Linked DNA regions of Homo sapiens: region 2 is linked to region 1. The links are chromatin loops, found by intact Hi-C in ENCODE. Cell type or tissue: prostate gland. All regions are shown on one strand. Links, peaks and the distances in the headings refer to the core of each region. The heading gives the core; the rest is flanking DNA. Region 1 has its middle 15 kb from the start of SH2B2. Region 2 overlaps COL26A1 (collagen type XXVI alpha 1 chain).

Region 1 (8,320 bases), core at 150-8,149:
ACCTGGGAGAGAGAGGTTGCAGAGAGCCGAGATCATACCATTGCACTCTAGCCTGGGTGACGAGTGAAACTCCGTCTCAAAAGAAATAAAAAATAAAAAGACAGGGGCCCCTCGCGCCTTCAGGAAAACCGTAGGTACAACACCGCTGGCCTCGCTATGATAAGTCTCTGCATTTAATCCTTCTGCAGTCAGAAATCATGCCTAGACTTTTTTTGGGCGTGGTGCAGAGAGGGACAGGGTCTTGCTCTGTCACCCAGCCTGGAGTGCAGTGGTGCAATCGTAGCTCTCTGCAGCCTGGAACTCCTGGACTCAAGCGATCCTCCCGCCTTAGCCTCCTGAGTAGCTGGGACCACAGGTGCACACCACCATGCCCGGCTAAGTTTTGTATTTTTCTGTAGAGATGACGTTTTGCCATGTTGCCCGTGCTGGTCTCAAACACCTGAGCTCCAGCGATGCTACCACCTCTGCCTCCCAAAGTGCTGTATTCCAGCCGTGAGCCACTGCACCGGGCCCTCCTGAAGTCTTGACCTTAAAGATGCTTTGATTCCCTCCTCCCCTCTGTGAGGTGCCCCCTCTAGGATGTCTTTGTGGGTTCTCCCAGAGGATGAGGTCCCAGTCTTTCCTGAGGGGAAGGGGACCGTCTTGGGCCCTTGCACCACAGACTCCTTTTCTGAGCCCCTTTCCCTGTCTTATGCTCACTTATCCACCCGTCGCCTGTCATCCCTCTCTCCCCTAAACAAAATCTGTCCCTCTCTCCTGGGTTTCTGGGTTGCAGATGGTCCATTCCACACACTCTATGCTTCTCAAGATCCCCTCTCGGGCACACGTTACTGCTCTTCCACCAGTTCTGCCCATCGGGCTGTGCCTTGCAGCCCTGCATGCCCCCACCACCTCGACGACAACACCTTCGCCTCGCTCAGCCTCTCTGTAGCTTCTGACCCCCTGACCCTCCATATTCATTGACCCTCCTGCCTCATCTTGGTGCCTTCACATGCATCCTCCTGCTGTCTCCCCTGCCTCCTGCTGCCTCTTCTCAGGGTCTTTGCGGGACCCCCTTTGTGGATCACCCCCTGAAGCTCTGGCCACCTCACAGCAGCACTGTCTCAGGACCTGTCCACCACCCCTGATTTTCTGTATTAGCTGTTCTTGCATTGCTATAGAGAAATACCTGAGGCTGTGTAATTTATCAAGAAAAGGGGTTTCTTTGGCTCATGGTTCTGCAGGCTGTACCAGAAGCGTGGCGCTGGTGTCGGTTTGGCTTCTGGGGAGGCGTTGGAGGCTTTACTCATGGTGGAAGGCGAAGTGGGAGCAGGTGTGAGACATGGCGAGGCCAGGAGGAAGAGAGAGAGAATGGGGGTGGGGGAGGTGCCACGCTCCTTAAACAACCAGATCCCTATCTCAGAGACAGCACCGCGCCACAAGGGACCCGCCCTGTCCCCCAAACACCTCCCACCAGGCCCCACTTCCAACACTGGGGATTAATTACTTTTTTTTTTTTTTGAGACAGGGTCTTACTCTGTCACCCAAGCAAGAGTGCAGTGGTGTGATCACAGCTCACTGCAACCTCTGCCTCCTGGGCTCAGGTGATCCTCCCATCTCAGCCTCCCTAGTAGCTGGGACTACAGCTACACCACCACACCCAGCTAATTTTTTGTGTGGGTTTTTTTGTTTGTTTGTTTGTTTGTTTGTTTGTTTGTTTGTGTAGAGACAGGGTTTTTCCATGTTACCCAGGCTGGTCTCGAATTCCTGGGCTCCAGTGATCCTCCCTCCTCAGCCTCCCAAAGTGCTGGAATTATAGGCAAGAGCCACTGCACCTGGCTTGATTACATTTCAACATGAGATGTGGACAGGGATGAATATCCAAACTATATAATTCCACCCCTGCCCCCTCACGCAAATCTCATGTCCTTCTCACATTGCAAAATACAATCATGCCTTTCCAACAGTACCCCAAAGTCTTTTTTTTTTTAGATGGAGTTTCACTCTTGTTGCCCAGGGTGGAGTACAATGGTGCCATCTCAGCTCACTGTAACCTCCGCCTCCCAGGTTCAAGCCATTCTCCTGCCTCAGCCTCCCAAATAGCTGGGATTACAGGGGTCCGCCACCATGCCCGGCTAATTTTTTTTTTTTTTTTTTTTTTTGTATTTTTAGTAGAGACGAGTTTTCGCCATGTTGGCCAGGCTGGTCTCAAACTCCTGACCTCAGGTGATCTGCCCGCCTCGGCCTCTCAAAGTGCTGGGATTACAGGCGTGAGCCACCACGCCCACCCCCACAGTCTTAACTCATTACAGCATTTTGGTCACAACCATCGAACAAGTCTCTAAGAAGTTCCAAACTTTCCCTCATCTTACTGTCTTCTTCCATGCCCCCCCCAAACGCTTCCAAGCTCTGACCGTTGGGGCCCTAGATCTCCTCAACCAGCATATCCAGCCTCAGGTCCACAGGTCCAAACCCCACCACACACATGCCCTTAGCTGTTCACAAGCACCTTCGTGCTTACCAGAACCGAGCCAGCCAGCTGCCCACCCCTTCCCCCACAGGGGGCCAGGCCCGGGCCTCCCCACCTGGGTTCTGTACAGCGATGGGGTCCACAGCTCTCTCTCCAGCTCCTTCTGTGTCCTCGCCCCAGAGCCCTGTACTCCAGAGGTTGAAGAACTTGCCGAAGATCGTGAAATTCATAAAAGGCAGGGCCAGAATGCAAGCCCGGTTCTGGACTTGACATCAAGTGGCCACCAGAGATGTCACCCCAGCTTCCCCACCTGCGTGTTCCAGCCTCCAGCAGAGAAGGCAGGGTGAGGCAGCCGGTGGGGGATAGGGGACCCTCCCGTGGCCGGTGAGGCCCTGTCCTTCTCTAAGTACATCTAACTGAGGCCCCTCTCTGGTGGAAGCCCGCACAGCCAGTCTCCTGGCCTTCGCTTCCTCCCAGCGTGGAGTGACAGTTTCAAAGCACAGCTCTGGTTGCTGCTGGGATCCAGCTGGGCTCTGGGACAGTGTCCAGATCCTGTCCCCTGCAGCCTCCAGTTCTCTGTCCACCCCCCTCTACCCACAGCCTTCCCTCCAGTCTCACCGTCTGCCAGCCTCTGCTGCCCTGTCTTACCCAGCCTGTTCTCTCTGCCTCACCAGCAGCCATCCCCCAATTCTGCTGCCCGTGCAACTGGCCTGTGCTCCTATCACCCCAAGCCACCTCTTCAGGGATGGCCTCCCCCAACCACTCAGCCCTGCACCCTCAGATCCCCTCAGGAGCTAACCCAGTGCCCAGAGCATCTGCAGCAGCGCCAATGGCCAGGCCTCCAGGCCAGCTTAACACATGGGCCTTTTCCAGGATAGCGGGCCACCAGCTGGGAACCGGGGCAGCCTAGGATAGAGGGTTTGCAGCCAGGATGCTCACACCTGCACAGAATGTCACCTACATACACGGCAGGACTGTGTGCCCACCCCTGCAGTAGCAGACACAGGAACAAGTGCACGGGGACCAGGCCCACGCACCCCATCATCTCCCTGGTGCCCACGGATGGTGCTGGGAGCTGCAAGTTGCTGCCACCCCAGGGACCTGACCAAGACCACACTGGGGTGGTCACAGACTGGGGGCAGATAAAACAGGCAGTGCAAGGAATCATCTCAGCAGCTTTTTATCCACCCCTCTTGCCAGGCGCACACCTCCAGGGAAAAGGGCTCACTCTGGCCAGGCAAAAGTCACCTCTGCAAAGGTTCTCCATCTCAGCCCTGTCTCTCTGTCCCCCAGGCCCTCATCCCTGAGGTGGAATGTGGCTTCCCTGAGCCTTGTTGGAGCTTAACGCCCTCTTTTTATCCCAGGAGTCTGTCCCCATGGTCCCAGCACGGTTCTTGGATGTGCTCCTGTTTGTGGCCAAACTGAAGCATCCCCTCCCTTGGTCCAGGACCTTCACCTCTATTAATGTGACCCAAGGCCCCATTAGCTTTCTGGTGGTTTCCTCTCCCTACATCTCACAACCGCTGTCCACCTCCCATCCTAAGCATGTGTGGCCGGCTCTGCCATCCCATCCCACAGGCCAGGACCCAAGGACTCTGTACTCAGGCCAGGAGGGCATGGTATTTATCGTCTCTCTGGACCTCTCCCCTTTGGGGTCTCCTTAAAGTCCCTGCAGGTGGCCCAGGGCCAGCCCCAACCCTGCCCCCGACAGTCCTCCCTCCAAGGCCGGGTCCTGCCTTCAGGTCCTGCCTCTTCCCTCATCCCCTCCTCACTTCCGCAGATACCACCTTCCTGCCAGGGACCCAGGGGCTCAGTGAATGTCTGAAGGAAGAAATCCATTTAGGGGCCCAGTGCGGTGGCTCACGCCTGTAATCCCAGCACATTGGGAGGTTGAGGCGGACAGATCACTTGAGGTTGAGACCAACCTGGACAACATTGCTAAACCCCGTCTCTACTAAAAATACAAAAATTAACTGGGCACGGTGGCAGGCGCCTGTAATCCCAGCTACTCAGGAGGTTGAGGCAGGAAAATTGCTTGAACCTTGGAGGCGGAGGTTGCAGTGAGCCGAGATGGAGCCACTGCACTCCAGCCTGGGTGACTGAGTGAGACTCTGTCTCAATAAAATAAAATAAAATAAATCCATTCGGGGCCTGAACGAGGCGAGACTCTGGTGTGAGCAAGGGCTTAGACAGAGCTGGGGGTGGATGCCTTGGGTTTGGTCCCAGGTCGGGAAGCCTCCGTTCTTTGACTGTAAAATGTGAATCGTCTTTTCTGACTCATCTATAAGGACTTGGTGTGCAGTGGGAACCCAGGAGCATGTGGGGGTGAGGCTGGGCTGCCCCATCCTGGCCCAGGACACTAAGCCCAGCCAGGGCAGGTATGACAGCCGGTCAGCAGGCCGCGCAGTCAGGGATGAGTCCACGGAGGAGGCCGCACATACCATTTCCCTGGCACTGCCCACAGCCTGCAGCCTTTGTGCATTTCTGAGGCCACAGTGCCCCCTGGCGGCTGTGCAGCCTACCCCAAAGGACAGCGTCCTGGGTCTCAGGCCTCAGTCTCCCTCTCTGCGGCCCCAACAGCTCACCCTAAACAAGGTTTATTGTTACCATGTTACATGTCACCATTTGGGACCAGAAAGGGGGATCCAGTGGCCCTGAGCCGCACAGTCAACCAGAAACAGGGCCAAACCTCACCCTCAGGGCTGCCTGGCTCCTGGGTCACTGAAGTCCTGCCTGGCAATGCGTGCTTGGGTCTGGGTCCCTTCCCCGACATCTCTCACCCTCCTGCAGGGCAGGAAAGTCACAGTTTGGATGCTTTGTTATAAAGATGACCCTGGCACCTGGAGGAGGGAGAGACAGACAGGGCTGTGGGTCGGGGGACTCCTTGGGGACCACGCCACCCCAACCACTGCAGCTGGAGCCTCTGTTGGGGGCGGGACCAAGCACCTCTGTTGTCAGCCCAGAGGTGGCACCCCTACGCGCCCCACTGCACCCCCGCGGCTTTCTCTGCCTCTCCTACCCCCAGGCTTCCCACTGGACATTATCCCAGAACATCAGCTAGGAAGCAACCTGAGCCTCCTTGCCCCTGCCTGACAAGCAAAGTGAGGCCCAGAGAGGGAAAGGGGCTGGCCAGGGCCCCCCAAACAGCCGTGGGCAGAGCCACATTGCACCGGTTTCTCCTAATCCCTGACCTGAGCTCCTTCTCCTACCCAGGGGATTTCATCAATCCAGAGAGTGCTTGGGGCCAGGAGTGCCTCTGACAGTCAGGGAGGGCTTCCTGGAGGAGGCCCTAGGTCTAATGGGGTCTTCTAGGCAGTGGTGAGTTGGGAGGGAATAGCCAGCACTCTCACAGCATCCAGGCAGCCCTGCTTCCAGACCGTGGGTTGGAGAGGCAGAACCAGGGGAGGGCACCAAGGGTCCCACCAGGCTCCCTCTGACGGCCATGTCTTCCTTTGGCCACAGGACGCTGTGCGGAGCTGCAAGTCCGTATCACTGAGGCTGTGGCCACAGCCACTGAGCAGAGAGAGCTGATCGCCCGCCTGGAGCAGGACCTGAGCATCATTCAGTCCATCCAGCGGCCCGATGCCGAGGTGAGCCCACCCCCCTGCCCCATGCCCATCTCGATACCTGCCCAACTGACTTAGCCTCTGCAAACACTGACTTCCCAGATTAGCCTGTGTATCAGGCAGCTGGTGACAACCCAGAAGGGCTGTCACCTAAAACCATTGGGTTCTCCCTGCTTACTCCATGAATACCACCCTGCCTCCGATTTGGGGTGACAGGCCATGGGGCAGAGGCCACAGGGCTTCCTAGCGGTAGCACAGAGGCCCGTCTTTCCAGGCACTGCCCTGAGAGCAGAGGCAGAGGCAAGGCCAGGACCATGCACCCATCTCCCAGCTAAAGGACCTGGAGCCCAGAGATCACAGCAGGCTGGGACATAAACAGCCCAGGGAGAGCATCTCCTCGCCCACCTCCCATTCTGTAGAGTCCACAGTGGGACTCCGGGAGAGAAGTCTGGGCTGTCCCAGGTCACGTGGCAGGCTGGTTGCAGGGCCAGGGAGGCCCAGGTGTCTGATGCATGTCAAAGCTGAGTGGCTGCGAGGAGAGCTGCACTGCTGCTGAACTCTGGCCTCAGGAGTGACTCAGGGCCCAGCCATCTCTTCTTTGGTAGCTCATGTCACGTGTCCAGGTCCGGGCCCTCCTGCAGCCAGCCTGCACCCCGGATGGCCCCACCCACTCCTTGCCACACCCACCCTGCCATTTGCCTTGGCCATGCTGAAAGGGAATATTCCGTGCCCATTGTGCGGAGGCACCTCCTCATCGCTTCCTGTCACCTGCAGGGTGCCGCTGAGCACCGCCTGGAGAAGATCCCAGAGCCCATCAAAGAGGCCACTGCCCTATTCTACGGTAAGGAGAGGCCTGACCCATGGGAGGAGGGAGGAGGAGGGAAGAGGAGACAGGTGATACCGCCTGAGAACACAGATCCCCAAAGAGTAGTCCCTTCCTCTAAGAAGGTCAGGCCCCCACGCCTGCAATGCAGCAGCAACCTTCAAAGGGTCGGGTAAGGCTAGGTGTGGTGGCGCACACCTATAGTCCCGGCTACTTTGGAGGCCGAGGTGGGAGGATCGCCTGAGCCCAGGAATTGGAGGCTGCAGTGAGCTATGATGGTGCCACTGCACTCCAGCCTGGGCGACAGACCGAGACCCTGTCTCTAAAAAACAAAAAGGTGAATGAGCCCTCAACCTGCCTTTCTGGATCTTAGACTGACACCCCCCACCTTGGGGCCCTGACCCTTCAGCCCTGCCGGTGGCCTGTGAAAGGCTGGTGAGTGGTGGTCAGCCAGGCCTCACTGCCAAAGTGCAGCCGGAGGTCCGTGCAGTGAGGGGAAGGCAGCCTCCTTGGGTATTGAGGACAGAAACTGAGGCTGCTGGACTGGGATACTGGGGGTGTGCCCATGCCTCCCCAGTTCCCCTCCTGCCCCTTTGCTTCCCCAGGGGATATAGGCCTAGTCTGACAGCTGCAAGGGTCTCAGATTCAAGGACAGAGTGACTGGGAGGGGAGTTCTGGGCCTGGCCCTCTGACAGCGCAGACGGGGGTGCTGGGCCCTTCCCCAGCGTGCGTATTGTCAGGTCAGCCCCTGCCATCCATTCTCACGCTCCCCGGTTCCCCTGGCTGTCCCCTCCCCTTCCCCGACCTGCCCAGCACCAGGGAGTCAGACACCATGTGGCTTCTACCCCATGGCATTTGGCAGAAATCCCCCAGGGCTGGGGGACCCACCCCAAAGGGCCGCCTGCTGGGTTCCACCTCCTGCCACCCCCCAAGCCACCCTCCTCTACCTGCTAGGACCTGCAGCACCAGCCAGCGGTGCCCTCCCAGAGGGCCAGGTGGATTCACTGCTTTCCATCATCTCCAGCCAGAGGGAGCGCTTCCGTGCCCGGAACCAGGAGCTTGAGGCCGTGAGTCACATCCTTCTCTCCCTGATGCTCCTTGGGCCCAAGGACACAGTTGGGGAACACACAGGCTTTCAGGAGAGAGATGTGGCACAGACCGTAAACCTCAGGGGGAAGAGATTTGTTCTGTGCAGTCAGGGAGGGCTTCCTGGAGGAGGTCATGCCACACTGGGCTTTGAAAGAAGACTCAGATGCTCACAGTAGAGGAGACACGGGGGCCAGTGAGCCAGAAGGGAGCATAGATCATTCCAGGTGAAACAAGTCGCCAGGCAAGTGCCCTCTTGCCAGGCTGGGAGGCGTGGCCTTCAATCTGCAGGGAGGGGCACCAAGGAAGGATTTAAGCCAGGCAGTGGCACTGCAAGAATGCAGGGTGAGCCAGGTGCGGTGGCTCACACCTGTAATCCCAACACTTTGGGAGGCT
Region 2 (8,320 bases), core at 214-8,213, 730 kb before region 1:
CCCTCCTCCTCCACCCTAGCCTCCCCACACCATCCCTGCCTCCTCTCATGGTCCTCTACCTCCACTTCCCAGCCCTTGGGACCACCCCCTGTTAAATATGGCCATCTGAGTTCCCCTTGGGATACTGCAACCCACCCCCGCCAACTTATCACCTTCACTCCCAAGCCTGCCCCTCTCCCGTGCCCTTGTTCGACTGGGGGCATTTCTACTATTCCCAGCAGCCAGGCCTGAAAGGGGAGACACACTCCAACCTTCACCCCACCTCCTGCCCCCAGCCCCAGGAGCACCAGGGCCTGACGCTCCTCCAAATCCCCTGCGCTGGCCATCCCAGGCCCCTTCCATCACGTGACCTGACAGCCACCGTCTTCTTGCTCCTCTCCAGAGCCCCTAAACTTGGCTGTGGCCCGTCAGCTTCTTCAGGGGTGCCAGTGGCTGGGGCAGGAATCGGAACCCTTCTCTCCTCCTGGAGATTCAGGAGAACGGGGTCCACCCTTCACTGCCGTGTGATCTGAGCCAGCTGTCCCCGCTCTCTGTGCCTCCACGAAGCTCAGCCGGGGTTGAGACAGAACTGTTGGGAGGATAAACTGTGGTTTGGTGGATGAGGCACCACTAGGGGCCCCGGCCTCACCGCCCATTTGCTGGGTGATCTCAGGCAAGTCACTTGCAGTCTCTGAGCCTCTGTCTCCACCTCATTTGTGATGTCGCCGCAGTGACCCTCCCAGTTTCATGGACCCTTCTAAGGACCAGAAAGGGGAGGGGCTGAAAGAATTGGCTCTGGGGGGTTAAGGGGCCCTGGGCCAGGCATCCAGGCCATCGGAGGACTGTGTCCCATAGAGGGGTGGAGGGGGAGCCCGTTCTGCAGCCCACAGCAGGGCCTGAGCCCAGGGGGCCCAGCCAGAACCCTGGGTGCAGGGTCAGAGCCCTGAGCAGCCGCTAAGTGCACCCTGGAGACACCCCTGCTGGGGAGGAGCCCAGAGCAGGCCACTTTGTCCCCAGGGATCCCAGGACTGTCCCCCAGGCCCAGGGGCACTGCAGAACTGGTGAGGGAGCTACTCAGGCAGACCATCTGCCTGTGCACCATGGACTCTCAGCTCAGCCCAGCAGGTCCTTCACGCCCCTCGGCCCCAGGACCCACCCAAGTTCCCAGCAGGGATCTCCACCCACCCTGAGCCTATTTCTGGCACACAGCGCCCCCTGCTGGCCTCTTCGGGGGCAGCAGAGACTCACGGGGCCTCTGAGTCCTGGCTCTCAAGTTGTTTAAAGGAAGGAGAAAGTCTCCCGGTCCCGGGATCTGGGTCTCAGCCACCTTTGACTCCTGCCTCCCTCAAGGAGGGACAGATGGGGCCGCATTGCAGGCTGGTCCCAAGCAATCGTGGCCACTTTTGTTTTTCTGGAAAGTCTTCTAAAGGTCATGTGCCACAAGGGGCCTATTTATACCCACCCTTTCACTCTCCTCCCTCCCTTTCTTCCCTTCCTTTTCTGTCTGTGTGTGTGTGTGTATGTGTGTGTGTGTGTGTGTGTGTGTGCGTATGTGTGTGTGCTTTTTTTTTCTCTCTCTCTCTTTTTGTAGATGTGGTCTCGATCTGTCACCCAGGCTGGAGCGCAGTGGCACAATCATAACTCACTGTAGCCTTGAACTCCTGGGCTCAGCCTCCTGAGTAACTGGGACTGCAGGCGTGTGCCACCACGCCTGGCTAATTTTCTTTATTTTTTGTAGAGATGGGGGTCTCACTGTGTTGCCCAGGCTGGTCTCAAACTCCTGGCCTCAAGTGATCCTCCAGCCTCAGCCTCTTAAAGTGCTGGGATTACAGGCATGAGCCACCACTCCCAGCCAGCACAGGGACTTTGACGGTGTCTGAAGGGCACTCCTTGAACCTGAGGGTCCAGAAAGACTTTCCTGATGTCAGAAGGAGGAGAGGGCTGGGATGGAGGGAACCTGGGCCACGAGTGAGGTTCTCCCACTAAGGAGCGTGACGGGGCACACACAGCGTGGACAGCTGCAGGTCTCATGGGGTGCACATGCATGTCCCTGTGTGTCACGCATGTCCCTATGTGTCAGGCCCAACTGGGACCTGACTCTCTATCTCCTTTGGCCCAGGTCCTCCTGCTAGAAGCAGCAGAACGGCCCTCCAGCCCGGACAACGACCTGCCAGCCCCCGAGAGCACTCCGCCGACCTGGAATGAGGACTTCCTCCCCGACGCCATCCCTCTTGCTCACCCTGTGCCACGACAGAGAAGGCCCACGGGCCCAGCCGGTGAGTGAGGGCTGCAGAGAGGACAGGCTGGGGCAGCCGAAGGGACCTTGGGCATGGCCTCCCAGGGCCTCCCTAGAGAGGCCACACACTAGACACTCTAGTTCCAACATGCCATGTGGCATTTTGAAAAATTAAGCTAACAGTTGAAAATGGGTATTTCACCTAAAAGCCAGGATTTCTAGTTTCTCTTAAGAAGTAGACGATCTGGTCAGGTGCAGTGGCTCATGCCTGTAATCCCAACACTTTGGGAGGCCGAGAAGGGTGGATCATTTGAGGTCAGGAGTTCGAGACCAGCCTGGCCAACATGGTGAAACCCTGTCTCTACTAAAAATACAAAAATTAGCCAGGCGTGGAGGCAGGTGCCTGTAATCCCAGCTACTCAGGAGGCTGAGGCAGGAGAATCGCTTGAACCCGGAAGGCGGAGGTTGCAGTGAGCCGAGATCACGCCACTGCACTCCAGCCTGGGGGACAAGAGCAAAATTCCGTCTAAAAAAAAAAAAAAAAAAGTAGACCATCTGGCCGAGCATAGTGGCTCACTCATGCTTGTAATCCTAGCACTTTGGAAGGTCAAGGCAGGTGGATCATTTGAGGTCAGGAGTTCGAGACCAACCTGGGCAACATGGTAAAACCCCCATTTCTACTGAAAATACAAAAATTAGCCCAGCATGATTAATCCCAGCTACTCCTAAGGCTGAGGCATGAGAATTGCTTGAGCTGGGGAGGTGGAGGCTGTAGTGAGCCAAGATCATGCCACTGCAATCCAGCCTGGAAGACGGGGTGAAACCCTGTCTCAAAAAAATAGATGATCTTGGGCAGGTGCAGTGGCTCACACCTATAATCCCAGCACTTTGGAAGGCTGAGGTGGGAGGATTGCATGAAGCCAGGAGCTCAAGACCAGCCTGGGCAACATAGTGAGACCCTGTCTCTACAAAAAATTATAAAAATAAAAATGAGAAAATTGGCCATCAGGGCTGGCAGTCCCTCATGGAAACAACCAGCTACTGGGTTGCCACTGTAGGTCCAGTCCAGGCTGTGCAGTTTGCCGCAGTCCCCACCATTCCCTATTGTCTTACAGCTCAGCTACTGTCTTCAGTATCTGCCCTGCTCCTTGGCTTCTGCACTTATGGCCCCCAGCCCAGCCTTGCTGGGTTCAATTTTGCAGCATTCTGCCTGGCCAGGGAGCAGGAACTTACTGCTTCCCACCTCTTTCTGGGGTTTGCTCTCTGAACTCTCTGGCTGGAATTGGAGGACATCTGCCCCCCTGCCTTCCTGCCACACTTTTACAATTTTATTTTATTTTATTATTTTATTTTGAGACAATGTATTGCTCTGTCACTGAGGCTGGAGCACAGTAGTATGATCATAGTTCACTGCAGCCTTCATCTCCGAGGCTCAGGTGATCCTCCTGCCTCAGCCTCCCAAGTAGTTGGGACTACGAGTGCACACCACCACACTTGGCTTTTTTTTTTTTTTTTAATTTTTAGTAGAGACGAGGTCTCACTGCGTTGCCAGGCTGGTCTCAAACTCCTGGCCTTAAGCAATCCTCATGCCTCGGCTTCCCAAAGTGCTGGGATTTACAGGTGTGAGCCACCATGCTTGGCCCTGGCCACATTTTAAAGTTAAGGGGAAGAATTTTCCCTCTGCAGATTCTACCTACTGGTCTGGGCTCTGCCACCTGGGGCTGTAATTACCTTTGCTTTAATCACAATTGTAATAATCATAGTTGCAATCGATGAAGCCCTCCTGGTTGCCAGACACTGAGGTGGGGCTTTATCCTGGAGGACATTTAGCAAACAACACCTGTCTATAAGGCTGAATCCAGGGGTTGAAGGCTGAGGTCTACCATGAGTGGTCAGGATCTGCACTGTGCCAGTTATTAAATATTTTCATATCAGATATGAAAATATTTCAAATACAGATATAATTTTTTTTTTTGACATGGAGTCTCACTCTATCACTCAGGCTGGAGTGCAGTGTCGTGATCTCGGCTCACTGCAACCTCTGCCTCCTGGGCTCAAGGGATTCCCCTGCCTCAGCCTCCCTAATAACTGGGATTACAGGCACGCACCACCAAGCCCCGCTACTTTTTGCATTTTTAATACAGAAGGGGTTTTGTCATGTTGGCCAGGCTGGTCTTGAACTCCTGACCTCAAATGATCTGCCCTCCTTGGCCTCCCAAAGTGCTGGGATTACAGGTGTGAGCCAGCACACGCAGCCTAATTTTTGTATTTTTAGTAGAGACGGGGTTTCACCATGTCGGCCAGGCTGGCCTCAAACTCCTGACCTCAAGTGATCCACCCGCCTCGGCCTCCAAAGTGTGGAATTACAGGTGTGAGCTAGCGCACCCAGCCTACAGATATCACTCTTAATCTTCACACAAAGCTTGGAAGCCTTGAGGTTACAGGGGAGACACCTGAGGCTCAGAGAAGTTAAGTGACACCCCTGGGGTCACCCAGCAAGCCAGCAAGCTGGGGGCATTTTGCCTCCATGATTCTCTGCCCTTAGAGCCCTTTGGAGGGGGCGCTCTCCCTCTGCCCTCTGTTCTGAGTGTCTATTCTGATGCTGGGTTGGGGAGCAGGGGCAGAGCAGGGAGGAGAGATGCATGACACAGGTGGCCTCCAGTGGCCAGTCCCAGGGCCGGGGAAGGAGAGTAGGGTATCCTGCATTCTTGGAAAGGGACTGAAGGCTGCGGGAGGAGGGCCGAGCTCAGGTCTCCTACGGGAAGGGGGACCTCTCTCACTCTGGCCCCCGGCCTACCCCTCGAGCCGCTGTCCCTAAGGTCTCACCCCCAGAGCGTTACCTCATGCCCACATTCTTCAGATCTTTCTTGGGGGATGGAGGAGGAGGGGCTTCCCATCCCACCGGGGACCCAGGCCCACGAAAGCGCATGCCTGGCAAGACCTTTCCAACCAGGGGAAAATGCAGTTTCAAGAATGGCCACCAGGTGGGGCACACACTCTACACATGGTGACACCTGCAGCCAACCTGGATTCCAGAGCGCAGGTGGGGCTCTTCCGAGGCCAGCAGCCCCCAGCCAGGCCCTCCCCACCATACCACAGTCCCATGCAGGCAGAGTGCAAAGGGCCCTAAGACTCAGTGCAGGTCCCTTCATCAGATCAGCAAACTTTTTTTTTTTTTCTGAGACGGTCTCGCTCTGTAAGCCAAGCTGGAATGCAGTGGTGTGATTATAGCTCACTGCAGCCCAGACCTCCTGGGCTCAAGCCATCCTCCCACCTCAACGTCCCCAGTAGCTGGGGCCACAGGCGTGCACCACTATGCCCGGTTAACTTTTGTATCTTTTGTAGAGATGGGGTCTCACTATGTGGCCCAGGCTGGTCTCAAACTCCTGGGCTCAAGTGATCTTCCTGCCTCAGCCTCCTAAGGTGCTGAGCAAACATTTTTCAGCATCCTCTCTGGGCCAGAGGGAGAAAAGGCTGTCCCCTGGCCACACAGCAAGCCTTACCTCTCCATCTCCTTGTCCACCCTTGGGGTTTAGAGATCTGTAGCTGGGAAGATCCATCCTTCAGGACCTCCTGGGGCCTCCTCGGAGGCCACCTGTTGGGGAGCACTTTGCCACAAGCCCGGTTCTTGACCCTAAGCAGAGAGACAGCAGGGTGTGAGAGAGGGACCTGGAGCTAAGCAACTTCATCTGCAGCCTGGCTGTGTGAGCTTGGGCAAGGGACCAACCTTCCTGAGCCTCAGTTTCCCCACATTGAAAATGGGAACGAAAGCAGTTCTTAGAATCATAGATGTTTGTAAGTGCAAAGCTGGTTTGTAAGTTGTAATAACCAGCTCCAAGGTGATGTGAGTGCCTTTGCCTGTTTAGGGAGTCCCAGGTAGGCAGGGCTCCTGGGGGAACGTAGGCTGACAGCCCAGGGGGCCAGGCCTGGAGCCACTGGAGGCTGGGGGTCCACCATGTTCTGATGCCCTGTCTCCTTCTCTCCCCAGGGCCCCCGGGGCAGACAGGACCACCAGGGCCTGCAGGCCCCCCCGGGTCTAAAGGTGACCGAGGCCAGACAGGAGAGAAGGGTCCAGCGGGGCCGCCTGGTAAGAAAACCCCCCACATATGTGATGTTGTCAACCTGCGGAAGGGGCTGGGCTTTCTTCTCTACTGGAACAGGCGAGGTGTCCCACGCACCCACAGCCCTGATCTTGCTGGGTACCAGAAAAACGGGGTCTTTTTTTTTTAATTTTTTGAGAGGGAGTCTCGCTCTGTTGTCCAGGCTGGAGTGCAGTGATGCCATCTCGGCTCATTGCCACCTCTGCCTCCCGGGTTCAAGCAATTCTCCTGCCTCAGCCTCCTGAGTAGCTGGGATTACAGGCATGCGCCACCACACCTGGCTAATTTTGTATTTTCAATAGAGACAGGATTTCACCATGTTGGTCAGGCTGGTCTCGAACTCCTGACCTCAGATGATCCACCCACCTTGGCCTCCCAAAGTGCTGGGATTACAGGCGTGAGCCACCACCTCACCTGGCTTTTTTTTTTTTTTTTTTTTGAGATGGAGTCTTGTGCTGTGTCGCCCAGACTGGAGCACGGTGGCACAATCTCAGCTCACTGACACCTCCACCTCCCAGGTTCAAGCAACTGTCCTGCCTCAGCCTACTGAGTAACTAGGATTACAGGTGCCTGCCACCATGCCTGGCTAATTTTTGTATTTTTAGTAGAGACAGGGTTTCACCATGTTGGCCAGGCTGGTCTTGAACTCCTGACCTCAGGTGACCTGCCTGCCTTGGCCTCCCAAAGTGCTGGGATTACAGGGGTGAGCCACAACACCTGGCCAAAACAGGGTCTTCAGGGGCTTCGGGTACAGGCATGAGCATCGAGGCTGTCAGGGGCCAGGAGCAGTTCTCAGCCATTTAAACACCTCCAGAGACCACCCTCTCAACTCCTCCTGGGTCCTGCCGGGGAAGGACCCCTGGTTCAGCAGGTACAGGGCCAGCCCAGGATGGTGGCTTATACTTGGTGTTCCTGCCACAGGGCTGAAGTCCCTGGGAGGGACCAATGGGCCTCTGGCCAGAGCCTTTGCTGATTTCACCGTCCCTGCCCCCCTCACCCTCCCAAGCTGCCACTAAGTGTCCCCTCTGGACTGGGCTGGGAAGGGAAGCCCATTTCATTTACACCCCAGGACACCCCCAAGGAAGACTGTGGATCGGAGGTCACCACTGACTGCCTGTGGGCCCCTGACCAACCCTGTTTCTTTCAAGGCCTCAGTTTCCCCATTTGTAAGTTGCAGCCACCCGCCAGGCTCCGGCTGCCACAGTGACTGTTCTTTTCCTCATTGCAGGGCTCCTGGGGCCTCCAGGGCCCCGTGGGCTTCCTGGAGAGATGGGGCGCCCCGGCCCCCCAGGACCACCCGGCCCAGCAGGCAACCCAGGCCCCTCACCAAACAGCCCCCAGGGCGCCCTCTACTCCCTGCAGCCGCCTACAGACAAAGACAGTGAGTAATGCCCCTGGGGGGCCAAGGGAGGGCTGAGCTACGCTGTGTTCTGGGAGGGATCAGCCTTCCTTAAAGGATCCTGGGAAGTGGACCCCACCACATGCCCATCCTGCTGCACCCAACTGGCTCACTCCTGCAGGCCTCCTCCAGGAAGCCCTCCATGCAGTGTCCAGGGCCTGCCAGTGACGATGACAGGGAACAGCTTGGGAGCAAGGCTTGGTCCTGGGGCTAAGCATCCTCAAGTGGACCCAGGGCTAGCCCCAAGCCCTGCTTTTGGCCCCAAAGTGGCCTGTCTCTGCCTCAGTGCTCAGCTCCCTGCCTTTGGGGTTGTGAGCCCCAAAGTTCACTCTGCTGGCTGACTTGGCCCAGATTCCCTACCTGGCTACCCCACCCCACCAAGGTTATCCCTTATTGTACTTGTTCCTCACCCGCCCTCACTGCAGGTCATTCAGCAGGTGTTTAGTGAGCACCTACTATGTGCAAGGCACAGGATTTTAGCCACTGGGGACACAGCAATGTGCAAAACAAACTCCGGCCCTCGGGGGCACCGGCCAGTCCAAGAGAGCCTCTGAACACACAGAAATGTCCACTTCTACCTTGGGAGGTGGGGACAAGGAGGTGCAG

Evidence for each region. Hi-C counts contacts between places; a loop is a spot of excess contacts. Peaks named below come from ENCODE experiments on the same cell type or tissue, not always from the same donor. Only the 100,000 strongest peaks of a DNase experiment are listed, where the experiment ranks them.
Region 2: a loop joins it to region 1, with 7 times the contacts of the local background. A loop is called at or near these places in 100 of 110 quality-filtered maps.

What each region holds. Positions count from the first base shown.
Region 1 is chr7:102,267,455-102,275,774 of GRCh38, forward strand. It overlaps a transcript of CUX1 not described here. Among named protein-coding and RNA genes, the nearest start is that of SH2B2, 15 kb to the right of the region's middle. RefSeq lists a silencer at 462-619 and an enhancer at 6,680-7,513. In prostate gland, for the core only: a CTCF peak has its summit at 4,963 (motif pointing left); a DNase peak (open chromatin) is centred at 4,927.
Region 2 is chr7:101,537,795-101,546,114 of GRCh38, forward strand. It overlaps COL26A1 (collagen type XXVI alpha 1 chain), which reads left to right. Exons shown (of 13, transcript NM_001278563.3): 5 at 2,099-2,255; 6 at 6,204-6,302; 7 at 7,544-7,696. Among named protein-coding and RNA genes, the nearest start is that of LINC01007, 27 kb to the right of the region's middle. RefSeq lists an enhancer at 4,332-5,000 and a silencer at 5,014-5,308. In prostate gland, for the core only: CTCF peaks have their summits at 1,198 (motif pointing left) and 5,191 (motif pointing right); DNase peaks (open chromatin) are centred at 1,207 and 5,187.